Linked DNA regions of Homo sapiens: region 2 is linked to region 1. A link is a contact called in ENCODE Hi-C or POLR2A ChIA-PET data. All regions are on one chromosome and are shown on one strand. The core of a region is the stretch at or near the end of the contact, and the rest is flanking DNA. Distances in the headings are between cores, read along the strand shown. Region 1 overlaps GRB10 (growth factor receptor bound protein 10). Region 2 has its middle 59 kb from the start of COBL.

Evidence for each region. Hi-C counts contacts between places; a loop is a spot of excess contacts on that map. ChIA-PET counts read pairs that join two places held with the same protein, here RNA polymerase II (POLR2A). Pooled maps may share reads with other maps.
Region 2: a loop to region 1 is called in a map of dorsolateral prefrontal cortex, with 4 times the contacts of the local background. The contact joins two enhancer-like sites. A Hi-C loop is called at or near these places in 1 of 168 maps with a recorded cell type or tissue (dorsolateral prefrontal cortex) and 2 of 50 pooled maps. POLR2A ChIA-PET finds 5 or more read pairs at or near these places in 1 of 52 experiments (HEK293).

Annotation. Positions count from the first base shown.
Region 1 is chr7:50,629,284-50,634,754 of GRCh38, forward strand. The region is part of intron 7 of GRB10 (growth factor receptor bound protein 10); the gene reads right to left. Among named protein-coding and RNA genes, the nearest start is that of DDC, 67 kb to the left of the region's middle. Within about 2 kb of position 3,693, at least 3 of the 41 ENCODE cell types and tissues checked have a DNase peak (open chromatin) inside an H3K27ac peak, as active enhancers do.
Region 2 is chr7:51,373,183-51,378,012 of GRCh38, forward strand. No RefSeq gene overlaps it. Among named protein-coding and RNA genes, the nearest start is that of COBL, 59 kb to the left of the region's middle. Within about 2 kb of position 3,434, at least 3 of the 41 ENCODE cell types and tissues checked have a DNase peak (open chromatin) inside an H3K27ac peak, as active enhancers do.

The DNA.
Region 1 (5,471 bases), core at 2,443-4,942:
TTTTTCTTTAAACTCTCTCCCCAACCCCTGTTGTTCCACAGCCATCCCCCCAAAGGTCTATAAATAGCCCGGGTATTAAAAGCTGAGATGTGCTTGGTCACACGTCCACATCCACTCCTTTTAGATTCCCACAGAGGCTGGGCTGGCGAGACCCTGAGGGGGCAAGGCAGACAGGAGACTGAGTCAGACACAAAGGCAGGCACCTTCCAGCTCCAGCGACAGGCCCCTCTGCCCCTGACACAGCACTCTCTGGTACTTCCAATCTCACCAGGGCCCTCCAACCACACACAAAGCTAAGACCCAGAGACAGAACACCAAGAAAGCCCTGTGTATACCAGCCATCTCAAACCACCCAGTCAACGCGTAGAGCTACTGATGAGAATGTTTGTAAGGAACACAAGAGGTACGAGGGCTCCTATTACAGGGTACTGCCAGCCACTGACCACGGAGTCTTTTAGAGCTGGCAGTTCTAGGAGGAGCATTCTGTACAGCACCAACTGCCCCTTTAGTAACCACCTGAGCACTGCTGGGGGCTCAGGTCTCCTGCGGAGCAGGCCTGGGTTTCCCTGGCCCATCCAGTGTTCAAGCATCTCACACGAGGTGGGCCTAGAAGGTTCTCTCGAGCAGGTCAAGGCCCTTGTCCCGCAGCAACTCACAGTTCAGAGCGGAGATTGTTACCACAGGCAGTTAATTTCCAAGGTATGACTTGTTTAGGGAATATAAGAATCTGGTAACACCAGGAAAGGTGAGAAGCTGAGACCCACAAGTTCTATCTGAGTTCTATCCCGGCTTAGCCTCCTACTGGCTTTGTGACCTCGGATAGGTAATTAGCAATCTAAGACTTGCTTTCCTCATCCAAGCTGTGGGGAACTGCTCTGAGAATCAGTAATGTAAGCAAAACACTGCTTAATCAATGTATGGAAGTTCTACATTAGTTATGACCTATCTTGGCCTGGGGTGGTGGTTCCAAAGAGGAACTTAGAAACAGACTTGGCCATAACCATGCTTCATCAGTAACTAGCTGTGGGAACATGGCTGAGCTATCCAGCCTCTCTGTGCCTCAGTTTCCTCATCTGTAAAATGGAAATCTGTAAGCAGCACCAGCCTCATAGTGTTGCTATGACATGGATTAATGAGATACCCTCTTGAAAAGATCCTGGCCCCTGACACGTGCCCTCCCTGGGACGTGCTTGGATCCACCGTGGATCTGGGAACAAGGCAGGCTCCAGCTGAAGGCCTGTGGACAACCACCGAAGGGTGCAGGGGCAGGACCCTGAAAGCTGCTTCCAACTCAGGATTTCAGTTCTGAGAAAGCAAACCTCATGACCAGTTAAGATGCAGCAGGAACAATTCAGTCAGAAAAGCCACCCCTCAAATCCTCAATTTCTTTCTCTCTACTGCAAAAAAGCCCCTAAATAGCAAATTGTTTTTAAAAATAAAACGGCAATATTAAAGAGGGCATAATTATGTCAACAGCATGAAACTCTGTCTTTTTAGAGTTAGTTGGGGGAGGAATGGTTTGCAAAGCTACCCAGGCCTCTGGCTGGCTTGGCACTGAATCCCGTTATAAAAGCCCTGAAGTGCTAATAGAAGGTTCCACTGTTCCCAGACTTTCTGTTGTCACTTTTTACATATTCACTGCATAGACAAAAAAGCAAGAGCTTAATTTTTTTTGCAAACTTAAAGGAAGAAGTTTAAGAACAATTGGAGTTGAAGGTAGATCATTATATCTCCACGGCCCCAAACTCCACTCTGGGGCACCTGGTTTTTTGTCTCAGTGGCCCCCACGGGGTTGTTGTGTGTGTGGGAGTCATTCAGGCCCCTCCTTGCTGTCAATCTTAGCACAGACCCTCACTCTTGCTTCCTGCCACAGTCTTAGACCTTGCTCTTGGATAACTTACAGGCTCAGGGAATCTCATGACTGCATCCAAAAGACCTCCTGACTGGCTGTGAGTCTTTGCTCAAGGCTCAGCAGTAATCGCCTTGTAAAAATAGCAAATGGGGCACTCTCTTTGTCCTCTTCGAGCCCTCTGCAGCATAAGATGTCCCTGGACAGACGGCCCAGCCTCCAGGGTGCACACACTGACCCACAGTACCCGAGATCCACACCTACCCTGAGACCTTCACACAGAAACCGAGACATCTGAGGGCTTCTGGGCCAGCAGCTCTTGCGACCAGTTTCATCCCAGTGCTTAATTATGATCTAGCATACTTTTTAGTTCAAAAGCTCTTTTAGGATGTAATGTAAAATGGAGTTTTTAGTAACTCTGGTAAATACTCGTGGTAAATGTTTTGGAGAAGCCAGGTTGTAATCACAGGGCCAAGTGGAGGCATTCACAGGGTAAGAGAAATTATCAAAGCAGGCAAAAGGTCCCGAAGACGTGATATGAGGTTGTGCATGTGGATGAAATCCTGTTCTGGGTGACCTACCCTACCCTACCTGGCCTCCGAGGGGCCTTGAGGAGAAAGCAGGAAGACTGCTGTGCCAGGAAGGCAAAGGAAGCCTTAACTCCACGCACATGTCTCTGCCCCTTTGACAGGAGGTGGAGCTATTTCTGGAAGGCAGAAAGCTTGCCCGATGTCACAGAGGTGGAAAGTACTGGAGCCAGGATCTAACCAGGGCTCCCCGCCCTGGCTCTGCTTGCCTTTCTTCTCCACTGCAACCCACTACCCAGCGTGTACCAGGTGGGCTCCAAGGCTTCACACAAAAAGGCTTTTGATTCCATGTGGCCCTGAAGGCCTCAAATTGGGCAGACCCTGAAGCCTGGAGGTTTGGGGTAAATTACATTTACTTCAGACTAGGGCATAACCAACCAGGGTAGGCTAAATTAATCTCACCAAAAAGGAATGTAATTCTGCCATTATTTTTAGTTCTGTTTTAAATTAATGATATTATTTCTTGATATAAGGGATAACTGAAGCACTACACATGATTATATGGCTCTACTCACCATAAAGAGAACACGCATAATAATCCTGTTCAATTATAGTGACTCAAACCTACTTAAAAAAAATGTGCTTAATAGCCTGCATTGTCCCACCTGAAGTGTTTTGTTGTTAGCCTGGGAGCAGTTCAGTGTCCCCCACCACAGCTGAGGCTTGACCCTGAGGCCTGGTCTCAGCTCCCCAGGACGCAGCACACTGCCCAGGGCTATGGAGATGAGACTTGTGGCCTGATTTCAAATACTGGAGGAGCCCCCACTGTCTGAACACAGCAAAGAGTGTGGCGCAGGTTCAAGGGGTGGCATGGGAGCCGGGTGCCCCACCCTTAGTGAGACCAGACCCAGAAGGGTGTGGCCTGATAGCCTTGGTTTCCGTTGCAGGGAGTCCTGAGGTCCTGAGTACCAGGAGCTCAGGGCAGTGCGGATGACTTGGGAGAAGCCTAGCTGGTTGGGCCAGTTGCTAGGGCTGGATGCTGGAGGGAGAACCACAGGGTTGGGGGAGTGTGAGCTGGCAGTCTCCAGGGCTACCTGCTGGGCTAAGCATCCCAGTTGCTCCTCCTACTGAAGAGACTCTGTTGCGCAGGAAAGGCAACTGTGCTGCACACTAGAGGGTTGTCCCAGTGGCCTGAGAGGTGTCCCTAGACCCCCGCCAAGGTTGGTGCTTGTACCTGCCCTGGAGAGCCTGGTCACGGGCTTGCCAGACCCAGCCATACCCAGCTCTGCCGCCCCCAGCCAGGGTGGTGGCAGAGTGCAGGACGGGATCCCTGGGAATCCCGCCCATGGCCAGGGAAACCCTGGTATTTCCCCACATCAACAAAGGCCAAAAATTCCACTGCTATTATTGCAACTGCCTCTCAACTGCAAGCGCCACCTACTGGCCTGTAGGGTGAACTGCATAACTCAAAGTAATTCCTGCTGACAGTATACAGCGGTGGGGGATGAGATAAGCCTCCTGAAACCTCCACCTCCCCATTTCTCTGTAGGAGACAGTGAGTCTGACCACTGGTCCAGCACACTGTTACTACAACCTACAAACAACTAGCATTTGAGAAAACCACTACACTAAAGCTATCTATAACCAAGTAATTCATAAAAGCCTTGGCCCCCTAAAACTACAGAGAAGCCAAGACAAAGGAACTTAACCAACATACAGAACAGTCACATCCTCAAGGTGGGGGAGGGAAGAAAAAATACCAAGCAAATGAAAGTAAATTCAAAAATAAGTAGTGACCGCTTCTACAGATGAGAAGAAACCAACACAAGAACTCCAGCTCCATGAAGAAACAATGTTGTGACATCCACATTAGCCCTCTAGCAATGGCTCCTAACCACAATGAAAACTTTGAAATGACAGATAAAGAATTCAAGATATGAAGTGTAAGGAAGCTCAATGAGAGCCAAGAGAAAGTTGAAAACCAACACAAAAAAACCAGAAGAGTAATTCTGGAGATGAAAGATGAGATAGATATATTAAAAACAAACAAAACAACAACAACAACTTTTGGAAATGAAAAGTTCACTAAAGGAATTTCAAAAAACAGTTGAAAGCTTCAACAATAGAGTAGACCAAGCAGAAGAATTTCAGAGCTTGAAGACTAGTCTTTTGAATTAGCCCAGATAAGAAGAAACAACAATTTTTTAAAAAAGAATAAAGCCTTTGAGAAATGTAAGATTATTTAAACCTAGGACTTATAGGTATTCCTGAGGGAGAAGAAAAAAAATAAGTTTGGAAACATATTTAAGGGAAATAATTCAGGAAAATTTCCCCAAACTTGCTAGAGATGTAGATATGCAGATACAAGAAATTCAGAGAACCCATTAGAGATACTACAGAAGATGCACATTCACCAAAGAATGGTCATCAGATTAATTCAAGGTCAACATGAAAGAACAAATTTCAAAAGCAGTTAGATAGAAGTGTCAAATCACCTATAATGGAAATCCCATTAGACTAACAGTGGACTTCTCAGCAGAAACCTTACAAGTCAGAAGAGACTGGGGGTCTATTTTTAGCCTCCTTTAAGAAAAAAGAAACGTAAGTCAAGAATTTTATATTCTGCCAAACTAAGCTTCAAAAATGAAGGAGAAATAAAGCCTTTCCCAGATAAGCCAATGCTGAGGGAATTTGCCACTACTAGACAAATCCTACAAAAAAATTCTCAAAGGAGTTATAAAAATGGAAACAAAAGGATGATACTCACCATCATAACAGCATACATAAGTAGACAAAGCTCACTGTATAAAGCAATTACACAACTGAGACTACAAATAAACCAGCTAACAACACTATGACAGGAATAACACTTCAAATACCAATATTAATGTTGAACATAAATGGCCTAAATGTTCCATTTAAAAGACATGGACTGGCAAACTGGATAAAAAAACAAGACCCAGCCATCTGCTGCCTACAAGAGACCCACCTAACGGCTAAAGACACCTACAGACTCAAAGTAAATGGGTGGAAAAATATATATCATGCAATGGAAAACAAATGTGAGCAGGAGTAGCCATTCTTATATCAGATAA
Region 2 (4,830 bases), core at 2,184-4,683, 740 kb after region 1:
GTCTCAACTAAAAGTACAAAAATTAGGTGTGGTAGTGTGTGCCTGTAATCCCAGCTACTAGGGAGGCTGAGGCAGGAGAATCGCTTGAACCAGGGAGGCGGTGAGGTTGCAGTGAGCTGAGATTGAGACACTGCACTCTAGCCTGGGCGACAGAATGATTCCATCTCAAAAACAAAAACAAACAGAAAAACAGTTAATGGGAAGACAGCCTGTGTGGTCTGGTGTCATTTTTTAGTAATTCCGTGAAGTACAATGGAGTTTCCAGGTTTTCTCTGTGACAAAGGGATGCTGCTTTGTCACTTTTTTTTTTTTCCTTTTGAGACGGGGTGTTACTCTGTAGCTCAGACTGGCGTGCAGTGATGCGATCACAGCTCACAGCAGCCTCGAACTCTTAGGCTCAGGAGATCTTCCCACCTTCTGAGTAGCTGAGAGTACAGGTACATGCCACCGAACCTGGCCAATTTTTGTATTTTTTGTACAGACAGAGTCTCACTAATGTTCCCCAGGCTGGTCTGGAACTCCTGGGCTCAAATAATCCTCCTGCCTTGGTCACCCAAAATGTTGGGATTACAGGCATGAGCCACTGTGCCCAGCTGAGACTTGATATTTAAATAGTGGTCTGGGGACCAGCAGCACTGACATCTCCTGGGAGCTTGTTAGAATTGCAGAATTTCAGGTCCCACTTCAGACCTGTTGATTGAGCATTTTCATATTAACAAGATTCACAGGTGATTTGTATGCACATTTTAGTTTGAGAAGGACTTATTTAGAATGGAAGATAAAAAACGGCAAAGAAAGAGTTAAATACCTCCAGTTCAATTAGGGATTGATGAGAGATGGTGTGATCTAAAACATTCTTCTGGGTTGAATTTGGCCTTGTTGCCTGGACTATCAATATTGTGGTGTTTATCCTCTTAGGGAGAGAACTCCAAACTCCAGATCATTTCCTTAATCTGCTTCTCTAACCAGGTGTGGGAATCCAGATTGCCTCAAAATCTCGAGCTGCTAAGGCTGGGAAGAGCCTGAGATGTCATCAGTTCAGCTCAATCCTTAGTTGCTGCCCTGCCCACTTCTGCCCACCCCCATTTCACAGGCGAGCCTCTGGGAAGGGCAGTGGTTTGCTCAAACTACATATCAGCCCAGGGCTGGCCACAGTTCTGAGTCCCAGCCAGTACTTATCTTTTCTCTAAGTTTTGGTCCATTATTTTTTTTCTTTTATGGATTCAGCCTATCTTTTTAGAAAAATGAATTTTAAAAACATATATTCATTCATATCATAAAAGTATCATAGGCTTATTGTAAAAAAATCAAACAGTGTTGGGTACAGTGGCTCACACCTGTAATCCCAGCACTTTGGGAGGCCAAGGCAGGTGGTTCACGAGGTCAGGAGTTCGAGACCAGCCTGGCCAATACGGTGAAACCCCCGTCTCTACTAAAAATACAAAAATTAGCCTGGTGTGGTGGTGCGCATCTGTAGTTCCAGCTGCTCAGGAGGCTGAGGCAGAAGAATCACTTGAACCCCGGAGGCAGAGGTTACAGTGAGCAGAGATCATGCCACTGCACTCCAGCCTGGAGGATAGAGCAAGACTCCATCTCAAAAAAAAAAAAAAAAAAAAAAGATTTACTGAAACATTGCAAAGATCATATAGAAAGTTTTCTTACATGCTTCACCAGTTTGCCTTCCATCAACATCTCACGCAACTATGGCACATTTGTCAAAACTAGGAAACTGATATTGGTACAACATGATTCACCAAACTCCAGACTTTGTTGGGATTTCACCAGCTTTTCCACTAATGTCCCTTCTTCCTTTCCAGAATCCAGCTCAAGAAACCACATGGCATTTGGTCATCTGCCATTGCATTCCTTTACGTGTGATGATCAAAGTAATAATTCTCTCTCTTTTACAGGTGAGGAAAGAAGTGATTCAATGGCCAAAGGATTGCCCTGTCACATCTAGGAGGCGAAGGCAGTGCAATAAAGGGTTTATTACTTGGCTAAATTTAGAACCGGAATTTATGTGGTGTGACCTTGAGCCTTTGTCTTCCTGTCTGAATGATAGGATCATAGATTAATCCTTCTTTCCAGGCAGTGGTGGGGACTAAATGAGATAATATATATGGGCATATGCGTGCCAAAGAAATGGTACCTGCTGCTCTTGTTATTACTGTCAGTATCGCCATCAGGAGCCTTGATCCCAGGTAGACTGCCTAACTGCTGAAACCTAGCTTCTTGTCCAGCGTGGTCAATCATCCCACCTCTCCAGCCTCACCCCAGACAAGACAAACAAGAGCTCAGGAAATAAATGTTAGTTTTGACACCCTTCCTTACCCTCAAAACTTAAAGAGGTTGACACACTTTCTTACCCTTAAAACTTAAAGACCTTGTTAAAACTCAAGGTCAAATAGCTGGCTAGGAGCTTAACCAGAGAGATAACCTAGTTTTTTTTGTTTGTTTGTTTTTTGAGATGGAGTTTTTGCTCTTGTCGCCCAGGCTGGAGTGTAATGGCGCGATCTTGGCTCACTGCAACCCCTGCCTCCCAGGTTCAAATGATTCTCCTGTCTCAGGCTCCTGAGTAGTTGGGATTACAAGCGTCCACCACCATGCCTGGCTAATTTTTGTACTTTTAGTAGAGACGGGGTTTCATCAAGTTGGCCAGGCTGGTCTCGAACTCCTGACCTCAGATGATCCACCCGCCTCAGCATCCCAAAGTGCTGGGATTACAGACATGAGCCACCATGCTGGGCTGTTTTTTGTTTGTTTGTTTGTTTGTTTGTTTGTTTTTGTAGAGATGGGGTCTCTCTCTGTTGCCCAGGCTGAAATAGAACTCCTGGGCTGAAGTGATGCCCCTGCTTTGTTTCCCAAAGTGCTGGGATTATAGACATGAGCCACTTCACCCAGCCTAAGCAGCTAGGTCTTGCTAAGACCTTGTCCCATCCACTGGGCAGAACCCCTCCCTCTTCTCTTCCTCCTCCCCTTGCCTCCCTTCCCATTCAGAGACTGCCCTGGGGAACAGAAGCTACCTGCCGGCTGCTCTTAACTCCACTTGATGGGATGCCCTGCAAGGGACCCCAGCATCTCTTCTGGCCTAAAGGAGCTGTCATAAACACCTGATGAAGGAAGTGTTGCAAGATCATTTTCAAAAAAAGGTGAAATTATGACTTTCACATAGATAGAAAATGAATAGGTATTAACCATTTTATTTAACTCATAAGGGGGCCAGGTGACGTTATAACCAGCTCAACAGGGCAGCTGAGAACAGTCACATTCACAGGTCAGGAATAGTGAAATGAATGTGCAAATGGAAACTGGTTTTTCAACAAGAGAGTGAGGGAGAACCTCTACTAGACAGGGCAATATATCATTTGCCTACAATTTACAGAGCTGTAAAGTAGCTCAAAGACAACAAAAGGCTAGAATCTGATAACCAGGAAGTGTGTGCTGTGTGTAGATAGTGCATTATTTTCTGCTGAATCACATTTTTTTCTGCAGAAGGAAGGTTATGAGCAGGGTACACTCCAGAGTCTCTAATGTGATGATCACTCTCTGAGAATTAGTATGAGTCATATAAGATACAAGGACCTTTCTGGATGGATTGGGAAAATTATATCTCACTTGCAAGCAAGAGGCCTGCAGTCTAAAGTCCCCCTCTTAAGATGCAGGTCTTGGCTTGGCGCGATAGCTCATGCGTGTAATCCTAGCACTTTGGGAGCCCAAAGCAGGAGGATCACTTGAGCTCAGGAGTTCAAGACCAGCCTGGGCAACACAGACTTCATTTCTAAAAAAAAAAAAAAAAAAAAAAAAAAAGATGCAGGTCTTAGCTGGGCACAGTGACTCACTCCCGTAATCCCAGCACTTTGGGAGGTTGAGGTAGGAAAACTGCTTGAAGCCAAGAGTTCCAGACCAGCCTGAGCAACATGGCAAAACCCCATCTTTACAAAAAATTTTAAAAATTAGCCAGGTGTGGAGGTGCATGCTTGGAGTCCCAGCTACTCGGGAGGCTGAGGTAGGAAGGCTGCTTGAGCCCAGGAGATTATCAAAGCTGTAGTGAGCCGTGTTTGCATCACTGTACTCGAGCCGAGGCAACAGAGTGAGATCCTGTTTCAAAAAAAAGGCAGAGCTCAAGACATTAAAGTTTATTTTTCAGTTGTACTTTGGCACCTGTGTTACATGATCGGTTCTGGAACATTCTAGAACGTGGATTTCTGAAGTGGGTCTGTAGTGGAGGCCTATAGAGTTTTCACTGGACCTGCTTTGATCCTGTCTCTGCTGTGCAGCCTCGTGCAGTTATACTAGCTCTCTGATGTGCAGCTTCCTCCTCTTTGAGGATGTCAATATTGATACTTCATATATTATTTTGTTACCTAAACTACATTAAAGTTAGGAGAAAATTTCTTGGAAAATGTCCTTAGTCCCTACAATTCTTACTTATCAGCCCAGCCTCCTCCCCTCTTCCCATCCCGGTCCCGTCCCCTCGGCTCTCCATTCAATTCCCCATTTCCACCATTTGTCTCTCTAGTAGGGTAGAGAGGGGCTTGGGTTGCCCTGGAGGGGCTGGCCTGTGCTGAGTGAAGTTCACACCTGGGTGTGCCCTCAGGAAAGGGGCCCCTGGGGACAGGGTAACCATCAGAAAGGCTCAGGGCTCCCCAGTGCGCCATGCTGTCCTTTGTCCCATCTCTGATTCTGTGCTTACTGTGCCCAAGTATGGAATTGCAGGGTAGCAGCATGGGGACTTCCAGGTGGGCCCCTCCTAGCAGTGGGGGTTTCAGCCAATGAAGAATTCAGTCTCCTGACATAGGTCTCCCTTCAAAAGGGCGTGTCTCCAGGACA